Linked DNA regions of Homo sapiens: region 1 is linked to region 2. Evidence: chromatin contacts called from ENCODE Hi-C or POLR2A ChIA-PET data. All regions are on one chromosome and are shown on one strand. Each heading gives the region's core, a stretch centred on a gene start or an enhancer-like site at or near the end of the contact. The rest is flanking DNA. Distances are from core to core; before and after follow the strand shown. Region 1 overlaps NAMA (non-protein coding RNA, associated with MAP kinase pathway and growth arrest). Region 2 holds the start of MSANTD3 (Myb/SANT DNA binding domain containing 3).

Evidence for each region. A loop is a pair of places that touch in the nucleus more often than their neighbours do. ChIA-PET counts read pairs that join two places held with the same protein, here RNA polymerase II (POLR2A). Pooled maps may share reads with other maps.
Region 1: a map of gastrocnemius medialis shows a loop between it and region 2 (2.9-fold over the local background). The contact joins the enhancer-like site here to the promoter of MSANTD3 in region 2. A Hi-C loop is called at or near these places in 1 of 168 maps with a recorded cell type or tissue (gastrocnemius medialis) and 2 of 50 pooled maps. POLR2A ChIA-PET finds 5 or more read pairs at or near these places in 1 of 52 experiments (IMR-90).

The regions. Positions count from the first base shown.
Region 1 is chr9:99,366,610-99,372,227 of GRCh38, forward strand. NAMA (non-protein coding RNA, associated with MAP kinase pathway and growth arrest) reads right to left here. Exons shown (of 6, transcript NR_102271.1): 3 at 4,245-4,847; 4 at 1,052-1,199. LOC124902232 (a long non-coding RNA gene) reads left to right here. Exons shown (of 3, transcript XR_007061692.1): 3 at 4,444-5,271. Among named protein-coding and RNA genes, the nearest start is that of NAMA, 5.8 kb to the right of the region's middle. RefSeq lists enhancers at 1,944-1,993, 2,480-3,061. Within about 2 kb of position 1,947, at least 15 of the 41 ENCODE cell types and tissues checked have a DNase peak (open chromatin) inside an H3K27ac peak, as active enhancers do; they include gastrocnemius medialis, where a contact is called at or near this core.
Region 2 is chr9:100,424,690-100,430,130 of GRCh38, forward strand. MSANTD3 (Myb/SANT DNA binding domain containing 3) reads left to right here and starts at 2,454. Exons shown (of 3, transcript NM_080655.3): 1 at 2,454-2,704. RefSeq lists silencers at 2,291-2,520, 2,561-2,790, 2,831-2,950.

The sequences.
Region 1 (5,618 bases), core at 697-3,196, 1.1 Mb before region 2:
CTGCTAAAGCTCAGCACCCGAGCCTTCCCACTGGCTCTGTAATTTCTTTTCAGCCCCTTGCTGAGGGACACAGGGCTATTGTGACTTTATTTCAACCACTTACTTGCTGTGTGACCTTGTACATGTCACCTGGCCTTCCTGAGCCCTCTCTCACATCCTCACTAAGGATGAAAACATCAGCACTAGTGACTAGCAGTCTTGTCGCGTTTGCCAGCTTTCAAAGCAGCACACTCACATGCATTCTCTAATTGCAACATCTCTGCAAATTGTGAAGTGGGTGAGTGGGCAAGGGACATTATTATCTCTATTTTAGGGATGAATGTGACTTGGCCTCATGTTACAGCTGCTAGACTCCTGGGCTCAGGACCCCTGACACTAGGACACGAAGAAGACAATAATCTCTTATCAGAGTCTCCAGGAAATGTCTGAACCAGAATCTGCAATTTTAAAGGCTTGAATATGGGGACTCAGGGGGCATTTGGTTCCCACATGTTTAATGACACTTTCAGAAACTAGGCTACAGAGGGAAGTACATCCTACGATGGGCTCTGTATTCTGTTTCCAGCACAGTCTGATGTGGATTCAAATCTCAGCTCTCCTCTCTCAAAAATGCAGTAAGCTATAATCCAAATTGACTGTTGGGAGGAAAAACATGGGATTTGACAACATGGGGTTTCTCTGGGACCCTTTAGTGCCCACAAGGCCTTTTCTGGTGTCCTTTTTAGATTCTGACATGTCTGTATTTCAGATGACTCATCAACTGAAGAAGTAGACCAAGGAAGTGCAGATGGGGTTCTGAGGTGGGAAAGGTCTCTTCTCATTGGGGTGGGAGGGTGAGGAGAGGAGCAGAACGAGGGAAAGAAAATAACAGAAACAGTGTTAATGAAGATTGCTGATTTTTTAGAGAGCCGAAAAAGTAACAATGGGGGAGGTCTGAGATTTGGGGCCAGCATGCAGTTGGTAGCCAGACACATAGATTTAAGTCCCAGCACAGCCACTTACCAGCTAAGTGAGGCCAGTCCCGGATCTCTGTGGGCCTCAATCTCCTCACCTGAAACCTGGTGCAGGCAGGACCACCCCTTCGCTCCGTTGTCAAGGTCCAGATGTCCCTGGTGTCCAACAGGGCTTGACTACAGCAGGCACTTAATATGTGCTAACTCCGTGCATCCCCCCTCCTTTTTCCTAAGTGGATTATGAATCTAGGAAATATGAAACCTCCTTTCACCCAAACAAAAACTCTGTCATCTTAGACAAATCTGATAAAATTAATATTTAAGTTGAAAAAGTGTTCTGCATGAATGATGACCCCATTGACTTATTTTCCTCTGACCTTGCTCACCACCCCTTCCCCAACACACACACACACACACACACACACACACACACACACACACACACACACACACTCTCCTCTCCCACCAATAAAACTAGACTGGCATGAGGAGAAAAGGCCAGGCTGTCATGATCCCAGCATCCTGCCCACATAAACTTGGAGGCAGAACAGGCCCATATGGAGCCTCTGGGGACTGGGGTCTCTGCTGGTCCCCACAGTAGGTGCCAAGAACAGTTCACAGCCCAGCACGTGGCCGCACTGCCCACTCTGCTCCGTGAGGACAGGGCCTCGCTGTCCCCTGAAGGACTCTGGCAAAATAGCCTGCCAAAGACCTCAATCTGATTAAAGAAAGGAAGGACATTGGAGAAAGGAAGAAATAAACGAAAGAAAAATGATGGAGAGAAGGGGAGAGAGAGAAGGAGAGAGGCCCGGTACAAGTGTGAAATCAGAAGAACAGACTGAGGATGGTGAGATGCATGTGAACAGTGTGACGTGGGCAACCCCCACAAATAGACCTTCTGTTAAAAATAGCCTTTGTCTAAATGTGGAAAGGGTGTAAATATAGTAGCGGTTTCGGCTTACTACGGAGCCGCCCCTGCTCCAAGTAACAGAGGCTTATTATAGGAAGCGTGCGTCAGCAGCGGGAGGGGAGGAGAGGGATAGAGAAGCCCCGGGCCGTGGGTACAGTACCCCCCAGCAGGAGGGGGGTCAGCCAGCCAGCGTAGCCCTATTGGGGGCAAGCGGCCCGGATGGCTCTGAAACGCTCTCACAGAGTTCCTCTGGGCAGAAAACTCTAGCCGAGCTGTGGGAGGAAAGGAGGAAGGAAGGGATCGCTGTGCTGAAAAGGATCTAGCCTTGTCTCGGCGATGCCGCTCACTTTCATCTGGGATTTCAGCAGGCATTGCGTCCTGTGTGCAGCAGGCTGCTCGCTCCTGGACACCGCAGGAAGTTTTCAAAGGAACCCCCTGGAACGACCAGCCTGCAGGCAAGCCGGTTTCCTCAGCCCTGAGCACAGAGGACAAACGTCTAGAAAATCAGTGGAAAGTGCCGGAAAGGAGTTTGATTCAAGTTTTTTGTTTTTGTTTTTGTTTTTAAGACCGGGTTTTCATGTCTGTGTCTCTGGTATCACGTGCTAAGTAGGTGCCTGGGGCACAGTGGCGGGACTCCTGAGCTGGACAGCTGGGAGTTGCTGCAGGCGCTGCCTTCCAGTATGATGCATGACCAAGGCAACAAAACTGTTTTGGGAAGCTCACTGCTCTGCTTTCTGCAGCTACAGAGATGGCCAAGGGTTGAGTGCCCATGTGGGTGTTAAGACCTACTCCTGCCTGTGTGTCTCCCCTCCAAGCCTTTGGGGGCCCTCATTATCCCCTAGTCTGTCACCCTTTAACCCAGTGCCCTCTCCTCCCAGCCCAGGACATGTGCATGCATGCATCACTATCCACACATACGCCCAACACACATACATGCACTCATGCACACCCACATTCAATTCGGGCCCTGCGGCCCTTTCCAGCAGTAGCCCTCACACTAGCGGCCCTGGCGTCCCACCCTGGCCCTGCGCTCTCATGGAGTCCCTTCATCTGCTCTGCCCCTGCCCTCTGGCTCATCACTAGCCTTGAGCTTGCCTCTTGGATGTAAGGCAAACCTGGCTCCTCCAAGTGGATCTGCACTTCTCCTCGGATATGATTTGGGCTTGTGTGCTTGTGCTGCCCCTCAAGCCAGCCTGGGTGACCGCCTCACTGCTCACGCCCCAGACTGAATGCCAATGCCCTTATCATGTTTCACTGACCTGCTCCTCAGGACTGATCTTCAACCTGTCAGCTACTCCCCAGCATCATCCAAACTGCTCTGAAAACCACCTTTCCAAAATGCAGAGCCAGCAGTGTCACTGCCCCACTCAAAATGCTCTCAACAGCTCCCCACTGCCTGTAAGATAAAGTCCAAACCTTGGAAGGCCCGACTTGACCCCCATCTGCTTTTCCAGCTGTGTCACCTGCTACCCTACCCTATCCTATACGGTGCCTACACAGGGTCTGAAGGTGGGTGATTACACTCGGGAATCTCCCCCTTCATGCCTTTGCAGGGACCATGCTGTTTCCTTAGGCTACAATACTTCTCCTCCAAGTCTCTGCACATCAGGATCCTACCCATCCTTCAGGGCCCCAGTTCCAGAAGGCTGCCCACTTCTTCTAGGAAGCCTTCTTGGATCTATCTCCCCTCCCACAGCAACTACCTTTTATTTTTTTTTTCACTCCTTCTGCAAACCCAAGTCATTTTTGTATATTTGGAAAATGAATCAAGAGGCCCACTACTGCATCTGGGTGTGGTGCCCTCCCCTGCCTTCCAACAGAGCCTGCAAGTCCCTCCACCACCAGAATGCTTGTTACTCTGTGTTGGAGTTGCCTGTTTATCCAACGGTCTCCCCACTGGAGTCTAACTTCTTAGGGAAGGGTCTGGATGACCTTGTTCAGGCCATATCCCCAGTGCCTAGCACAGCACCAGGCTTATTACACTAAATGAACTGGGCCTCCAGGGCTGTATACTTCTGCTATGTAGTGAATGTTTGCATTCCTCCCAAATTTATGTTGAAACCCTAATCCCCAGAGTAATAGTTTTTGGAGATGGGGCCTTTGGGAGGTAATGAGGTGATGAGGACAGGACCCTCGTGGTGGGATTAGTGCCTGTATAAAGAGCGACAGGAGAGAGTGTGCTTCCTCTCTCTGCTCTCCGCCATGTAAAGACACAGCAAGGAGATGTCAAGCCAGGGCCCTCCCCAGAATCCAACCATGCTGGCACACTCAACATGCACTTCCCAGCTCCAGAACCATGAGAACTAAATTTCTGTGATTTCATCTACCCAGCCTAGAGTATTTGTTATAGCGGCTGGAGCTGACAAAGACAACTTCCTTACCTTTTCCAGATGTTCCCATCTGTTTTCAGGCCCCTCTGCTATTTTCTGCTGACCCTGCCATTGGCGCTGATACTGGTGCAAGAGCCACTTGGGTACAATCCTGAGATGATGGGCTTGGAGTCAGAAGAACTAGGTGAGAGTTTCAGCTGTGCCTCTTACCTGCCTGCCAGTGGGCAATTCATTTTTCCTCTCCCAACAGTCTTCTCAGCCATGAAAAGAAGTGACAGCAGTCACTGCATGGGGTTGCTGTGAGGACTAAGTGAGAGTGTGGAGCTGAAATCCTCTGACAAACTGTGCAGTGCTCTTCAGATGTCGGGACCTTTGTTGCAGCCCTCACCTACTCTCCACCTCGGCTGTGCTTTGGAAACCTGCCCAGGCACCAGCTATGTCGACTCCCGCTGCCATTCAGGCCCATAAGGATATCCCAGAAAATAATTTTGCCACCTCTCTATGTTAACAGCTCGAAATCTCCAGACACTTCTGATTACCAGGATTTTGAGTACATGACGGTTTTCTTCCTCAAAATTCTTAAATAGCAAAAAGGCTTGAATGACAGTCAGGACTGGCAGAAGTTGGACTGTCATTGTGAACCAAGGAAGGAGGCTGCAAAAGGAAATGGGAAGAAAGTGGATATGCTGATAGCCAGGCTGGTGCTCTTCCAGGTAAGTCTACCTGCCCTGGCCCCAGGCGGCCCTGTCCTGGGCTTGGCTGGTCCTGCAGGTTCCCAGGATACAGCAGAACTAGTGGATGGCCTGGAAAGCAAGTATTTAGGCAGATCGTATCTTCTGCCTGGAGAGAATGTGAATACTGTGGAAAGAGCCAGGCCATGAATTCTGCAGAGCCCAGCTCCAGTTCCTATTCTGTCCCCTTACTAACAGGGTACATTGAGCAAGTCTCCTAATCCATTAGACCCTCAGTTCTTCATTGCTAAATAGAAATCATTTTGATGAGAATCAAAATCAAATGTGACCATTTATGAAAATTGTATGCATAGTACCTGTGATCAATAAATGGCAATTGAAACTAATTCTAAATCTATTTCTCCAGACTAGTATTTCATGCTGCTAGGAAACAAGCAAAGACAAGTGATTTAGAAAACTAAGGTGCTGGGGTAGATATTTTTTCTTTAATACCTCTCAATCAGGACAAAACAATTTCCACCAGTTGGGCTGAAAAACTTGCCATGGGAGCAAGGATTCTGGGGGAAGGCCAAGAAAGTGGATCACTGTTTGATTATACTAGAAGAATAAGAGACTCAAATTGCTTAGGATCTCCAAAATTTGTCTTTGTAGCCCATTAAATAGAAATTCTTACAGCTAGGATACAATATATGTTTTTAGATGACACACATTAATAGGATTACATTTTGTAGTG
Region 2 (5,441 bases), core at 1,204-3,703:
AATGAGAAAACTGGCCGGGCATGGTGGCTCATGCCTGTAATCCCAGCACTTTGGGAGGCAGAGGCGGGCGGATCACGAGGTCAGGAGATCGAGACCATACTGGCTAACATGGTGAAACCCCGTCTCTACTAAAAATACAAAAAAAATTAGCCAGGCGTGGTGGCAGGCGCCTGTAGTCCCAGCTACTCGGGAGGCTGAGGCAGGAGAATGGCGTGAACCCGGGAGGTGGAGCTTGCAGTGAGCCGAGATTGCGCCACCACTGCACTCCAGCCTGGGTGACAAAGCGAGACTCCGTCTCAAAAAAAAAAAAAAAAATGAAATGAGAAAACTGAGATTCAGGAGCTTAACTTAGTTCACGTTTATCTAGTGCTTTTTCCACACTGTATCACTTTATCAATCAAATTTCCAATCTGAATTGACCTTCCAATGTCACACCCCAATAGTTTTCCCTTGACCGTATCTGCATGTAAGAAGGGAATCTTCATGGACTTATAATATGGCACTAAGTGGAAAACAAGTGTAAATGATGTACAGCCTTGGCTTTCGGTGTGGTATCATAGCTTGTTTGCTAGCACATTGTAGCAACTCCCCTGGTATAATTTTAGTTTCCAGGCTCTCTGGACAATTTCAAGGCCTCCTGGACATCAGACAAATTATTGTTAAAATAATGAATGAGATGCCTGTAATCCCAGCACTTTGGGAGACTGAGGTGGGCAGATCACTTGAGGTCAGGAGTTCGAGACCAGCCTGGCCAACATGGCGAAATCCTGTCTCTACTAAAATTACAAAAATTATCCAGGAGTGGTGGCACATGCCTATAGTCCCAGCTACTTGGGAGGCTGAGGCAGGAGAATTGCTTGAACCCGGGAAGCGGAGGTTGCAGTGAGCCAAGATTGCACCATTGCACTCCAGCAGACTCTGTCTCAAAAAAAAAAAAAAAAAAAGAAAAGAAAAAGAATGAGGACCAGTATAGCTCTTAGTTTAGGGTCTTTATTTTTATTGGTGCTTCTGCCCTGGATTGTTTTTTGAGGGAAGAAAGAAAGGGTTGCGTGATTCTTTGTACATAGTGAAAACCTAGATCAGTTTTTACTTTAGGGCTATGGATAGTGGGAGTTGGGAGGGCAAGCAATAGTCTCAAAAATGTTCAAGGAATTAAAACACAAAAACGGAAAATTGCAAGTGTTGACAAGGTTGTGGAAACTTGGAACCCTCAAACATTGGTGATGGGAATGTAAAATGATTCATTCAGCTGCTGTGGAAAACTTTTTGGCAGTTCCTGGAAAAGTTAAACATAGAATTACCCTATGACCCAGAAAGTCCACTCCTAGGTATGTATCCAAAAGAACTGGGAACAGGTACTCAAATATGTGTACAGGCATGTTCAGAGCAGCACTATTCACAATAGCCAAAAGGTGGAAGTAACCCAAATATCTATCAAGGGATGAATGAATAAACAAATTATAATATACACATACAATGGGATATTAATCAGCCATAAAAAGGAATGAAGTACTGATCCACGCCTCAACATGGATGAATCTTAAATACAGGCTAAGTCAAAGAAACGACACAAAAGGCCGCATATTGTATGGTTGCATTTATATGAAATACCCAGAAAAAAGTAAACTCACAGAGATAGAAAATAGCTGAGTCGTTGCCAGGGTCTGGAGGAAGGAGGGACTGGGGAATTACTGCTTAATGGAGTATGGATGTTTCAGAACTAGATAGAAGTGGTTGCTCAACATTATGAATGTAATAAATGCCACCAAATCGTTCGCTTTTAAGTGGTTTATGTTATGCGAATTTCACCTCAAAAAAAAAAAAAGTTAAAAAGCCTTCTCTGCCTTTCTCTGGGGTTGGAGTCTTCCCAATGGATCCAGGGCAAAAGAAACATCCAGCCACTCTGTTTGCGGGAGGAGCAAAGGGTGGCTTGTCCCGACAGTTTGAGCTGTTGTGCATGCATTTACACACGCATTAATTCCAAATGAGTCAGCACAGTGTCCGAGACAGGTCCTGGGCTCCAGTGAGCACAGTCGCTCTCCTGGGGGAGGCACGTTCCACAAATTAACAGAAGTTCTGATAAACTCAGCATAGGGGGATTCGCTGTCCCAAGTATCAAGGAGTCCTAAAAGAAAAGGGCCTATTTCAGTCGGGGGACCTGGACTGAACTAACTCGTGTTCATGGCCGCCAAATCCCGTGTGACAAATGTATTCTTTTGTTGTTCATAGAAATAAAACAGTTTTTCGGGCCGCTTCAGGAGCTCCTCTGCAAAGGTGGGGAAAAAAGGCAACTAAATCAGCACGAGGACGTCAGCCCGAGGATGTCAGGAGCGGGGTCGGTGCGGACGGGCAGGTGGGCGGGGGGGCACCCCGCGCCCCGCCCCAGTCCCCTGGAGGCCGGCGGCCGCAGCTCGGGGAAGTGGGGACTGGCGCGGGGCCGCGCTCCCGCCCTCCTCGGCGGCGCCGACGGACCGGCAGGCGGCGGGCGGTCCGCGAGGGGGCGGCGGCGTCCGGGCTTTGTGGCCGCGGCGCGCGCGGCGGGGCCTGGCCGGCCGGGGGCGCGCCGCCGCCGCCGCCGCCGCCCGGCGTTCGGGAGCCCGCGGCCCTCCCGGCCGCCCTGCTTGCGAGAGGAGCCCAGGCCGCCCGCCCTCGCGCCTCGCCGGCCCCTCCCCCGGTCGCCGCGGCTGCCGCGCCGCCGCTGCAGGTAGGAGGCTCCCCTTCCGGGCGGGCCGCAGCCGGGCGGGGGCGGGGGTGGGGGGCGCGGGCCGGGCGTAGAGGGGGCCGGGGGCCGGCATGGAGGGTTTTCGGGCCGAGCCGCTGCGACCCCGGCCTTGCAGGCTGGGCGCCGGGCGGCCGCCTCTGCGCGCCGCGATGGGACTCGGTGAGTAGGGCCGGCCTGCTGCCTACAAAGCCCCGGGGCGCGGGCCTCTGGGGTACTCAGTGGCGCGCCCACGGCTGGGAGCGGGGTGGGCTTTGGACTCCCGGGCTCGGGGAGCTGCTCGGGGGGAATCCAGGTGACCTGCAGTACCGCGGTCTTCCCATCCCGGCGTCCCCACTGTGTGCTGATCACTGTGCTCGGCGCTTTTCCATACTTGTCTCCTTTAAGACCTCCAGTGCCCCGCCCGTCCAGAGTGTAACGGGAGGGATCCCTCACTTGCAGGATGAAGGCCGAGCATCACATCCTTGCTTGACTGACCTTGGGAAAGCTCCTTTACTCCGAGCCGGGGCTACTGTTTCTGTAAATTAGAGGCGGGGGTCGGGGGGGCGTGGTATAATATCTACCCTCAGGTACTATTGTGAAAGATAATGTATGTAAATGATAACAGCTAAATTTTGAGCACTCTGTATGTACCAGGCCCTAGGTACTAAACAGTTGGCATGAATTATCATTGAATCATCACCCTGGCGCTGTGAGGTAGTTACTGTAAATTGCATGAATAATCTTTATTTAGGAGTACGAAACAGTGAAGAATTTAGTCTCCCTATTCCGATTCAGGAGGTTGGGTATTTCTTAGGCGTGATAACATTTAACATTACAGACGTTCCTGCAGTATCGAGGAGAGTAGTTATAGGATGCAGGGATATATTTGTCATACATTTAAAACTGGAGGTAGGATAATATCAGGGCCAGAGAGTGTGCCTTTCAGCATGTCAGAGCAGATGATTGTATTCCAAGGAAATTGCTGAATATTAATTAAAAAACATAGTTTCTGAGTTAGGATTGAGGATGGCTGTGGGAGTCCAGGGCCAGAGAGAGACATGGGATGGACAAGGGGGAGAAGAAGGATTCTGAAGTCCTGGAGGAAGATGTAGAGGAAGGCACCAGGGTTCACCATCCCTCCCCTGCAGCATTGCTGGGCCAGATTTCATCCCTCCCGTAGAGACCCGGGCTAGGGGACAAAGGCTGCTGGGGCAGGGGGTGGGGAGGGATGTTATAGGTTGTCTCTTTTTACTCCCAGGCCGCCAAAAATATTCAGATTGATGGAGGGTCAGGTGATTGGGCCTCCTAAAATGCCATTATCCCTTCTCACAAAATTCTTGTGTTTCAGGGCATGGGGATGCTTGCCAGCCCTAATGGTTGATGAGATGCTTAAAATACAAAGGTCTCACTGATATAATGGAAGAGTGCATTTTCAACACCATTCACTGGGTTAGAGAAGTAATGGGCCTGAGGAGATTATTTTGGGTTTAGAATGGGGAGAACTAAAAAGGCTTTGGATCCTGAAGAAGGAAGAGAGGCAGGAAGGGCCCAGGCACTGCACCTGTGGGGAAAGGCAGGAGAAGAAGGAGCTGAGGACTTCACCCCACCATCTGCAGAATACCCAACAGGCTGTTCAGTTCTCAGCTACCAAGGGGGCACCCTTTCCTCTCCCAGTTGGTGATGATTTGTTAACGTATTGTGGAAGATCAAGGGCTGGACTCAGGCACTCCTGTCCTGAGTGAGTAGGAAAGACGTCTGGGAGAAGGGTGGTTTATTTTGTTTTTAACCAGGCATTGAAGCAGAGAGTAGGTGGGTACGTAGCGATGGTGAAGGTAGGGAACATCATGCATACTTGGAAGAGCAATTGCTTTGGAGAGATAGACAGTTTGGGGTTTGAATCCTAGCTCTGCCATTTCTTAGCTTTGTACATTTTTTGTGAGGATAAAATAATGTTTTTTCACATATCTGGCGTGCAGTTCAACAAGCACTAGTACCGTATTCCCTGTCCGTGATAACATTCATTCAACAAATGTCTGCTGAGCACCAGTCATGTGCTGAGTCATATGTTACATCCTGGGGATACAGCGATGAGTCAGAAATTATGTATTCCCCTAGGAATTTCCCAGTCCAGTGTGGGAGATGGACGCAAAGAGCAAATTGCAAAAAATATGGGAAGTGCTACAGTACAGTCATGTACAACTGTCAGTGAGCTCATAGAAGAGTAACTCATTCTGAGCCAGTGGGAACTCAGGGCCAATCTATATCTAACAAGGTGAGTATGAGACCTTATGACACAGGTTTTTGTTTTTTGTTTTTGTTTTTTTTTTGGGGGGGGACAGTCTCGCTCTGTTGCCCAGGCTGGAGTGCAGTGGCATGATCTCGGCTCACTGCAGTCTCCACCTCTTGGGTTCAAGCGATTCTCTTGTCTCAGCCTCCCAAGTAGCTGAGATTACAGGCACCTACCACCACGCCCAGCTAATTTTTGTAGTTTTAGTAGAGGTGGGGTTTCACCATGTTGGCCAGGCTGGTCTCAAACTCCTGACCTCAGGTGATCTGCCCACCTTGGCCTCCCAAGGTATTGGGATTATAGGCGTGAGCCACCGTGCCCAGCTATGACACAGGTTTTGAATGCTCCTTTACCACCTAACTTTGATCTCTTTTACCTTTGTCTTATCTTTGCCCTGCTAGTCTCTCCTCTCTCTCTCAAAAAAAAAAAAAAAAAAATCTAGTTGCAGTGTGT